Regions from separate parts of the Homo sapiens genome. Here region 2 is linked to region 1. The links are chromatin loops, found by intact Hi-C in ENCODE. Cell type or tissue: Caco-2. All regions are shown on one strand. Each heading gives the region's core, and the rest is flanking DNA. Links, peaks and the distances in the headings are about the cores only.

Region 1 (5,387 bases), core at 192-5,191:
TGGTGGATCACACCTGTAATCCCAACACTTTCGGAGGCTGAGGCAGGTGGATGACCTGAGGTCAGGAGTTCGAGACCAACCTGGCCAATATGGTAAAACCCCATCTCTACTAAAAATAAAAAATAAAAAATAAAAAAAATTAGCCAGGAATGGTGGTGGGCACCTGTAATCCCAGCTACTTGGGAGGCTGAGGCAGGAGAATCTCTTGAACCCAGAAGGCAGAGGTTGCAGTGAGCCGAGATTGCACCACTGCACTCCAGCCTTGGCAACGAGAGGGAAACTCCGTCTCAAAAAAACAAACAAGCAAAAAACTCCCATTCTTGACTCCAGTTTCTGGAATTCTCAATTGGGAAATTAAGTACAGTTTAGGGTATCAGTAAAGCAGAGCCCCAGAGAGACTGAGCCTAAAAGAGAATTAATAAGAACATCTGAAAGGAGAAAGCAAGAGCAAGCAAACAAGAATAAATGTATTTCAGCACAACTATATAAATGTGTGTATTTTGAAAAACAAAATTATATGTTACTGCTTACTGTTATTTTGTTCTAAATTGCATATGGCAGCAGTGTGATTGATATTTTCAGAGCGCTGGGCCTCTAAATACTCCAACTGTACCTTATTGATTTTACCTTGTTATGTAACCCTATATGCACCAATGCACCCCACCACCCCCCAACCAGGAAACAGAATAGCATGTGGAAAGGCCCTTTGGCAGAAGAAAGGATGGAAAGTCAAGTTGCAAATGGCAGGCCAGTGTGGCTAGACTAGTGTGAGGCGGAAGGAGAATGTTTTAAGACAACTATGATGTGATAGGGCATTTTAAATGATCCCTCTGGCCTCTGGAAGCCACATGGAGAAAAGGTTGAAAGGAGTGAGCATGGACCTGGGACAGCAGGGGCAGCATCCCAGATGAGAGGTAGTGATGGAAATCACTACTGATACTTATATGACTTAATAATAACAATAAAGTCTAATTCCACCTCTCATTTATGCCTCACAAACAGACTGGGGCGTGTACTGCCTCTGCTCAGAACAAAGCCTAGAGCTGCCTCATCTTGCAGATTCCAGCCCAGGACAAGCGGAGAACAGTAAATGTCAGAATCAGACAATTTGCAAAGACATTAAATCCCCAGCCCCAGACCTAGCTGCAGGTCTGTATGCTACAGGACAGAAGCATAATTTTCCATAACCCAGAGCGGACGTGAAATGTGAAGACAAATCCCAATGCAGGTATTTGGTGACCGAGAACAGAGACTTGGAAGAAAGAGAACGGAAGCAGGAGTAATTGAGGAGCTGTTCTCTGCTCATTGTTCCTCTATCCCCTCATTTAATCCTCCCAGCCACCCTGCAAGGGAGAGTTTACTCTCCCCATTTCCTAGGTGAGCAAACTGAGGCATAGAGGGCCTGAATCCCTTTTTGATTTATAGACAGGGTCTTGCTCTATTGCCCAGGCTGGAGTACAGTGGCACCATCCTAGCTCACTGAAGCCTGGAATTCCTGGGCTCAAGCAATCCTCCCACCTCAGCCTCCTGAGTAGCTGGGACTACAGACATGAGCCACCATGCTCCACGAAGGGACCGAATGCCTTGACCAAGTGATGGAGCCATCTTGACTATGGTTTCCTTGTAACTGATTCCTGAGTTTCTGACCTTAGCCACAGTGCTAGATAATCACTCTCCCCAGGGTTGCAGCAACCTCAAAAGAAGGGCCCTAATCTCATGACTAAAACAAAGGCCTATGTGACTCCTAAGAGAAATAAGGACTAACACCTAGTCCCCACCCTCCATATGCATGTCTCCAAGCCACGCACGGGGGTCATCGCACGCTAAGACGCTCTGACGGAGGCACTGTTGATATTAATACTCCTACTCAGTAGATGAATAAATGGCTCTGAGAGGTAAAGTTACTTGTCCAGGGAACACAGACGGTTGGGTGGATTTGAGTCTGCACTATTTGTTCTGCCTGGGAGGAGACAGGTCATAGTGCATAGGTAACATGATTGAAGACATCAAGCTGCTCTTTTATTATTTTCACATTGATACTGAAGAGTGGCATAACTGTTATGGAATGTATTGTTCTTGTTTCTTTCTCTCTGCACATCCAATTTATAAAAAAAAATAAAAATAAAAAACCATGCACTCTTTTTTCAAAGTGCAGAGGATCCAATCACTTCTAGCCACCTTCAGTGCTCATACTTTGCCCCAAGACCCCGTGGTCTCTCACCTAGATTATCACAATGGCCTCCTGATCAGCCTGTCTGCATCCATCCTCGCTCCCCACCTATCTGCCCCCTCACATGAGTGTCAGAACGGTTCTGTTAAGATGTAGTCGGGTCAGAGCACTCATCTGCTCAAACCTCAGCTCACTCAAGGTAAATCCCACATCCTTCACAATGGCCTACAAAGCCCCATGTGATCTGATCAACACCTCCTATTTTCTCTTCCAGCTCATCTTCTCTCTCTAATCCTCTCTTTTCCCTCTGCACTCTCTCTGGCCCTCAGGCATGCTCCTGCCCCAGGGCCTTTGCACGTGCCCTTCCCTGGAATGCTCTTTCTTCAAATACCTGCAGGCTTCACCTTCACATCTCTTTCAGGCTCCTACTCAACTACCATCTCTTCCAAAATTCTTCCCTGACCACCCTGTAGGACACACCCATGTCCCTCTCTACCTTCCATACTCTGCTTTACTTTTCCCCTGTGACCCCTGACATAGCACATATTTATCTCTGTTTTTTGTTTGTTTGTTTGTGTTTTCAAATAACCTACCTTCCACACTGCAAAGTAAGCGCCATGAAGCAAGAGAGGGAAGTGGCTTTGTTTGGTCTGCTGCTGTATGCACAGTACCTAGGACAATGTCTGGTGCAGAGAAGGAGGGCAAGAAATATTTATTAAATGAATGCGTGAATAAATAAATGCTCGGGATAGAAAAAATCAGACATGAGGACATGAGGCTTTCCCTTATCAAAGGCCCCCTATTGTAAGGGTAAGAGAAAGGAAAATGTGTTTATAGTGCACCTACACTGTGTCAACATGGCAGTTAGGAGGGCAGCTCTGACTCAGACAGGGCTAGATCCAGATTCCTGACTTTGCCTCTTGCTAGCTGGGTGACCTGGGAAAATTACCTGCCTGCTCTAAGCTCAGCCCCCTCACCTACGCAATGTGGATACTGAGATCACCTGCCACCAAGGATGTCCTAGGTAGGAGATACAAAATGCATTCCAAGTGCCTGATGCCTGAGAAGTGGCAATAAATATTAGCTATTCAAATTTTTACATCAGCTGACCTCCCTGAGACAGTAAAAGTGCCTCTTCCCTGAAGTACAATCAGGACTTTCAAATTTATTTTTTTTCAGATGTGAGGTAATCAGAGTGCAGAGAGGAATTCCACCAGATAGAAAAATCCAAGAACTGACCTAAATAAACATTCCTCCCTCATATCATTTTTGACCTTTGCTATTTAAACTTTGAAATGATGCAATACACGGACGCTCCACCTGAGATACCCAGACACCAATTACCTCCACATTTTAATCTCTGATTCCAGACTTTGATGGCCTGCAGTAATTCTGGAAGCTATTTTTCCGGATAAGAAAATGATCAGCACGTATGCCGTACATAAGTAGTATTTGGGCTTGAATGGTCACAGAAAGAAGGCAGCAGGGAGCACGTTTGTTTGAGGCACAGGTATTTGGTTGGAAGAACTCTGGTCCAATAGTCCTATGAGTAAGGTCCTGAGAATTAGCACAGATCATTTACTTCTCTCTTGGGTCCCCTGGGGTTAGCTTTTACATTTAGGCAGAGACCCCCAAGCTTGCATGTGTCACTGTGATAGAGGACGTATTTCTCCTATGCTGATTCTGCTTTACTTGTTCATTAAAATCACCATCATCTGAGCAAAAAGGCAAAGTGTGGAACATTCGGTATCTTGTAATCCCACTTATGTAAATTATATAGATGTGTGTTTCTTTAAGCACTGGAAAGATATCTGGAAAGATGCTCTTTAAAATAGAACGTGGTTAAATGGCTATTTAGGGCTGATGGGAATTTGGATGAGTTGAGGGGTTTTTTGTTGTTTTAATCTTCCTTGTATTATTTGAAGTTTCTAAAATTTCTGCAAATTATCTGTGTAATAGAAAAGAAACAATAAAGCTATGTTCATTTCCAAAGGAAAAAAGTCATCACCATCATTACCATCATCATCATTATCGTGATCATCATCATCACAAACAACATTGGACCGTGGCCAGTTACCATGCTTGAATTTTCCCGTATTTGTGGCAGAGCTGGGGTCTGGTACCTAGTGGTGCCCATTCTAAGAAGGCCAACTGGGGGTCGGGCATGATGGCTCATGCCTGTAATCCCAGCACTTTGGGAGGCCGAGGCAGGTAGATCACGAGGTCAACAGATCAAGACCATCCTGGCCAACATAGTGAAACCCCGTCTCTACTAAAAATACAAAAATTAGCTGGGCATGATGGCATGTGCCTGTAGTCCCAGCTACTCAGGAGGCTGAGACAGGAGAATGGCTTGAACTGTGGAGGCGGAGGTTGCAGTGAGCCAAGATCGTGCCACTGCACTCCAGCCTGGCGACAGAGCGAGACTCCGTCTCAAAAAGAAAAAAAGAAGGCCAACTGGGAGGCCAATGAGTTGACTGTTGGTTTCCTAATGAATGGAGGTTGCAAGTTATTTGGGCATTTGTCAATGGCATCTAAAAGTCCTAAACTGATGTGCCACGTGGGGCAGTGCTGACTCTCATCTTTCCCACTTCTACCTGTATTTGTAGAAGTGAGCAACTTGATGGGGGTCCAAATGCTGGCAGTCTGTTTGTTGAACAGAAGTATTCTAACCCCCTTAGCACAGAGGCAAGTGGGCAAAAGAGAGGGCACAGAGATTTCTGGTCACTCCAAGCCATGCCAGGCTGAAACTTCCTGGCGGTGTCGAGGAAAAAGGCTGATGAATTTCCCTCATTTATTCCTTTATTAATTAGTACGTGTTAGGCATCTACTGCAGGGCAGACACTAGATCAAGGCTTGGATGTGATCCAGAAAAAAACACCTGTCCTCATGGAGCCCACAATCTAGAGGGGAAGGCGGGCAGTAAACGTATAGTAAGGCTTTGCAAAACTAATCTTAGATGGGCAGTGCTGAGTAGAATATAAATCAGACACTGAGATAGTCTAAATCAAGAGTCAGTAAATCACAAACTAATAACGATTTTTTTACATTTTTAAAGGGTTGTAAACAAACAGGATAATATGTAATAGGGACTTTTGGTGCCTCATAAAGCCTGAAGTATTTACTCTGGCCCTTTGCTGAAAGTTTGCTGATGCTTGGAAAAATCAAAAAGGACACAGGGAGAGGACATGTAAAGGCAGAGAGGTCAGAAGAACCT
Region 2 (5,387 bases), core at 74-5,073, 76 kb after region 1:
AAGTCTCATGTCATAAGTCTGAAGTCATAAGATGTAAGTCTTATGTCATAAGTCTTAATCATAAGATTTTTCTCCTATGTTTTCTTCTTACAGATTTAAGCATTTATATTTAGGTCTGTGATACATTGTAAATGAAATTTCGTGTATAGTGTAAAGCAGAGACCAAGGCTCACATTTTCCTCTCTAAATATCCTCTTTTTCTATCACCATTTGTTAAAAAAACACCCCATTTATCCAAGTGAATTCTTAAAGTCTTTGTCTAAAATGAGTTGATCATATGTGTGGGTTATTTCTAGACTCTGTCTTTACACCGATACTACACTGTCTTGATACTGTAGCTTTATTTCAAAACTTTTACAGTCTTGATATGGTAGCTTTGAAATTGAGTAGTGCAGTTTCCCTAATTTCTCTCTTGTTTTTCAAATGGTTTTGGCTATTCTACATCTTTTGTACTCTACAAAGCCTGCTTGGGTTTTGACTGGGATTATGACTATAGGTAAGTTTGGAGAGAACAATACAATAACAATGTTATTAGTTATCTACTGCTACATAAAAAAAAATCTCCAAACACAAAATGACAGCATTTAGTATCTCAGAAGATTATCTGTGGGTCAGTAACATGGACATGACTTAGCTAGGTCTTCCAGCTCAGGGTCTCACTCAAGGATGCAATTAGGTGGCCTAGACTGCAGTCATCTGAGGGTTTGACTGGATCCATTTCCAAGCTCACTCAGTGGTTATTGGCAGGATTTAGTTCCTCACAGGTTGTTGAACTGACAGTCTCACCCTTATTGGTTGTGAGCTGGAGGCTACCCTCAAATCCTTGCTATGTGGATCCTTCCATAAGGAAGCTTACACCATGGCAGCTGGCCTCATCAAAGTAAGCAAGAGAGAGTTAGAAGAAGACAGTAGTCAGTCTTCTAGAACCTAATCTCAGAAGAATCATTCTATCATCTTTGCCATATTCTATTCATTAGAGGCAAGTCACTAGACTCAGCACATACTAAAGGGAGAGGATTACGTAAGACGTGAATACCAGGAGATGCTGATCATTGGAAGCCATATTAGAGGTCTACCTACCACAATCATATTGAATATGCCAATCCAAGAACATGGTATCTCTCTCAATCTCCCCTCTTTTTCCTTTTCAATTGCTCTTAGCAATGTTAATTGGTTTTACTATTAAAGTTTTGCATATCTTTCATTAAATTCATTCCTAAATATTTTATTTTTGATCTTCTTCTAAATGATATTTAAATTTCATTTTTTAGTTCCTTATGATCAACAAATTTAAACACAAGTGATTTTTATATTGACCTTGAATTTTTTGACTTTGCTAATTTCATTTATTATGTCTAGAATTTTATGTAGAATTTTCTATGTAGACAATCATGTCATCTGAAAATAGAGAAAAATTTTACTATGCCTTTCAAATTTCCATACCTTTGTTCTTACTTTTGATGCCTTGTTGCACTAACTAGTTCCCCCATCTAGCAAAAAATTTAATAGTGGTAAGATATTCTTGCCTTGTTTCTAATATTGTGGAGGGTGGGGGCAAAAGCATTCACTAAACAGTATGTTAACTGTACAGCTTTTATAGATGCTGCTTATCAAATAGAAGATGTTCCCTTCTGTTTCAATTTCCTAAGAGTTTTTCATCACAAATGGGTTTCCAATCTGTTATCAAATCCATTTAGTGAATTTTTAATTTAAATTACAATACTTTTCAATTCATAATTTTCATGTTTTTTATGTAATTTCCATTTTTTGTTGATATTCCTTATCTGTTTACCCAGAAGGGCCATATTTCCCTTTAAGTTCTTGAATATATCTAATTAGATGCTTTATATTCATAATAGCCAAGTATGAAACAACTAAATGTCCATCAGTGGACAAATGGATAAAGAAACTTATTTCATGATGAAATACTAGTTAGCTTTAAAAACAAGGAGAGCCTGCCATTTGCACAACATGGATAAACCTGAAGAACATTATGCTAAGTGAAATAAACCAGGCACAGAAAGAAAAATATTATAAAATTATTTTTTCTAAAGTCAAATATATAGAGGTAGAGATTAAAATATTGATTACCAGGGACAAGAAAAAGGAGTAGTGAAGAAATAAGGAAATGTAAGTCAGCTGATATGAGATAGTACATATATAGGACTAAGAAGTCTGAAGGTCTAATGTACAACATGAAGACTATAGGTAATAAAATTGTACTGTATTTGGAATTTCTGCTAAATAAGTAGATTTTAGTTGTTTTTGCAACAAAAAACAAAAAAAAGATAATTTGTGAGATGATGGATATGTTAATTTGTTTCACTATAACAGCCATTTTATTATCTGTATGTTACCCATAGCATTATATTGTATACGTTAAATATACACAATAAAATTTATTTTAAATAAATTTAAAAATCAACCAATAAGTTGATGCTTTATATTCTTTTTCATAATATCCATCATCTTGGTATTGATTTCTATAAACTCACTTTTGTTCTTGACAATGAATGGTTAACATTTTCCTGACTCTTTGCATGTCTAGTGATTTTTTAGTGTATACTGGACATCAATAAAGGAACATTATAGAGACTCTGGGTTCTTTCACTCTAAAGAATGTTGATTTTTATTCTCTAAGGAGGATCAGTTACTGAGGAATCACCTTTAACATGTGTAGTCTTGGCATTATGCTTTGTTAAAGTAGATCTATAGAATCCCCAAGGTTTTTCCTAAGCCCCTCAAACTCCAAATGTTGATGTCTCTGCAGATTTTGCCAGGCTAGATTTTAAGCTTTGTTAGAGAAGATCCAGAGAAGACCTTGCTCTATAATATATTCCCACATCATAGGAGTATTTTTCCTGGTTTCTCATCTGGATGACCAACATGTTAACAAGGTTTCTCAACTGTGGGTAGACCACAACTCTCACATCTCCTAGTACTCATTAACCTGCAGTATTATCTTCTGTCAGCCCATGACAGTGACTCACTGGTAAGTCTTGCATAATTTTGCTCTGCACATGTGCATCCCTCAGCCAAGGAATCCTTTAGAATCCCTACAGAGACTTACTGAGATTTCTCTGTTCAGCTCCCTCCTTTCCAGTGCCCTGCCTTATAGCTTCCAGCCACTTCAGCAGTCCTGATCTCTGATCTCTGCCTCATCAGATCAGTAGCACTGCTACTTCCTACCCAGGCTCCAACTCTCTGCACCGTGATCCAAAGATTGTCCCAGCCAATACCACACTGATGTGGGTCTTACTTCATGAGTTTCCCACACTCCAGGATCACAGTCTTGGGCTGCTTACTACCCAGTGACTAGAAGCATAAATTTTGTTTAGTTTTATACTTTTTTAAAGCAGGGAGGCTAACCCAAAGCCAGCTGCTTTGTCAAGGCTGGAAGTGGTATGATTTCTGGCATTTTGATTTGGGGGAAGGACGGTCCTCTTCATAAAGAACCCACTTCCTCTCATTCCAAGTTGCTTTGAGCAGTAGCATTGTGGGTCAAAAGCCCCCACTGTGCTTCTTCTGGTATCTGATTATGTCAGGGCATGTCCAGAGGGTCTGTGGGGTAGGCCACTTTAGGGCCTATACTCATCCTAACAGAAAAGAGCTCCTAAGAGAAGTGGTCCAGGGGTTGGTGAAGAGGAATGAGTCTCCATTACTCATATCTCCTTCCATTCCAGTAATGTGGACAGAGCTTAAAATCCTAGAAAGATTGAGAGAGTGCACAATAACCAAAAATTCCCATTTGCTGACATTTTTGAAGAAAGTTGATATCAATTGTAATAATAGTATTGGTTGAACACTAACTACATTCCAGCCATGGCTAAAGAGAACTCTCCATGAACTAACTTACGTAATTTATACAAAAGCCTAATGACAAATGTTCTGTAACTATCCTGATATTTTAGATGAGCTTAACCAACGTGCTAAGAAAATAAGTACCTTCCCCATGGTAAACCAGCTTAACTAGTAAAAATGGAACCTTGCACCTTTGACGATCATTCTACCCTCCCACTCAGTACGATGTATACCAAGCAATCTGAGATGTATTATCTCTTTTAATTTTCTTAACTACTCAGTAAGGCCAGTAATTTACAGATGAGAAAGCTGAGGCTCAGAAAGGGATAATTACTTTACCCAAAGTCCTTTACCTGATGAGTAGGAGCTCTGAGCTTTGAACCCGGTTTTATCTGATTCCAATCCAATGCTCTTTCTCTGGCCTCCCATGGAAAAAGTCCAGGAGTCCCCAGGGAATTCAGTGAAAAGAGAAAAAACATTTCATGGCTATTTTGTCCATCAACATCTGGCATTGATGGTCTCAACCAGGGACATATCTCAGCAGCAGGAAGGGGAAAGAAGTGGATAAGAAGTGCTTGGGCTTGGGTGAGGGTGTAGATGAATGGGGGTCCTACAAGGGTAGATCCCACACCGACAGGGAAATATTGTTTGTGCCTGGTGTTGAGACCTATTCTTATCACTATACTGAATTGGCCTGAGGGGGAAAAATTGTTACCCCTTTTATTTCACAAACTGCTTTGGAAAGTAGAAAAGTTTAGTGTTGGCAATTTTGGTCTCTCCTCAGCATGAGCTGTTTCCAATTGGGTTTGTAATAAGATAAATGATAAAGGTGCTGGCCCACAGGAAAAGAGGAAGGCTAGCATTCTGATCAGGGAAGTTTGCTTACACCAGTAATCAAACACGGTCTGAGTATGCGTCAGAGAAAGAGACGCAACATGAATCAATCTGAACCTAAAATGACTTCCCAAAAGAAGATTCCCCTGATAAGTAAGCAAGCCTCATAGAAAACAACAGCACAGTTACTTGCCTTTCTATTCCATTGCAACTGTACTACTTACTAGCTGTGGGTCCTTAGGCAGGTTATTTCACTTTTCCAAGCCTCAATTTTGTCATTTATAAAAATGAAAATAATAATGGCACTAATAAGACAGTATCTGTCAAATAAACCAGTGGCTTTAATGCTGAAGGGAGATCTTCTGAAGCAATTAACACTTGAACAAGACCTGAAGGATGAGACCAGGACAGACATACAAAAATCACATAAAAGAATATCCCAGGAAGGGTCAGGAAGCATCAGCGGAACAGCAAGTGCAGAGGTCCTAGGGCAGGAAAGGATGTATGTGCTCAAGAAAGAGAAGGACAGTGTTGCTGAAACACAGAAAGCAGGAAAAAGGGAGAGAAAATCAGCTGAAAGCAGGGTCAGATCATGTAGGAATTTTAGGAGATGGTAAAAACGTTGTGTTTTATTCCAAGTGTAAAGGATGGTTTTTAGAGGATTTTAAAGTGAGAGAATAACATAACTTGGCTCATCCCAGACTAGCCATGGACGAATTGGATCTACAATGCTTACTAAAGTAACGAGTGCG

Evidence for each region. Peaks named below come from ENCODE experiments on the same cell type or tissue, not always from the same donor. Only the 100,000 strongest peaks of a DNase experiment are listed, where the experiment ranks them.
Region 2: a loop joins it to region 1, with 4 times the contacts of the local background. A loop is called at or near these places in 1 of 110 quality-filtered maps.

The regions. Positions count from the first base shown.
Region 1 is chr16:9,543,718-9,549,104 of GRCh38, reverse strand. The region is part of intron 1 of LOC132205950 (a long non-coding RNA gene); the gene reads right to left. Among named protein-coding and RNA genes, the nearest start is that of LINC01195, 91 kb to the right of the region's middle. In Caco-2, for the core only: no CTCF peak of the experiment used is centred there; a DNase peak (open chromatin) is centred at 3,134.
Region 2 is chr16:9,467,309-9,472,695 of GRCh38, reverse strand. All of the region lies in intron 1 of LOC101927026 (a long non-coding RNA gene), which reads right to left. Among named protein-coding and RNA genes, the nearest start is that of LINC01195, 14 kb to the right of the region's middle. In Caco-2, for the core only: no CTCF peak of the experiment used is centred there; a DNase peak (open chromatin) is centred at 3,015.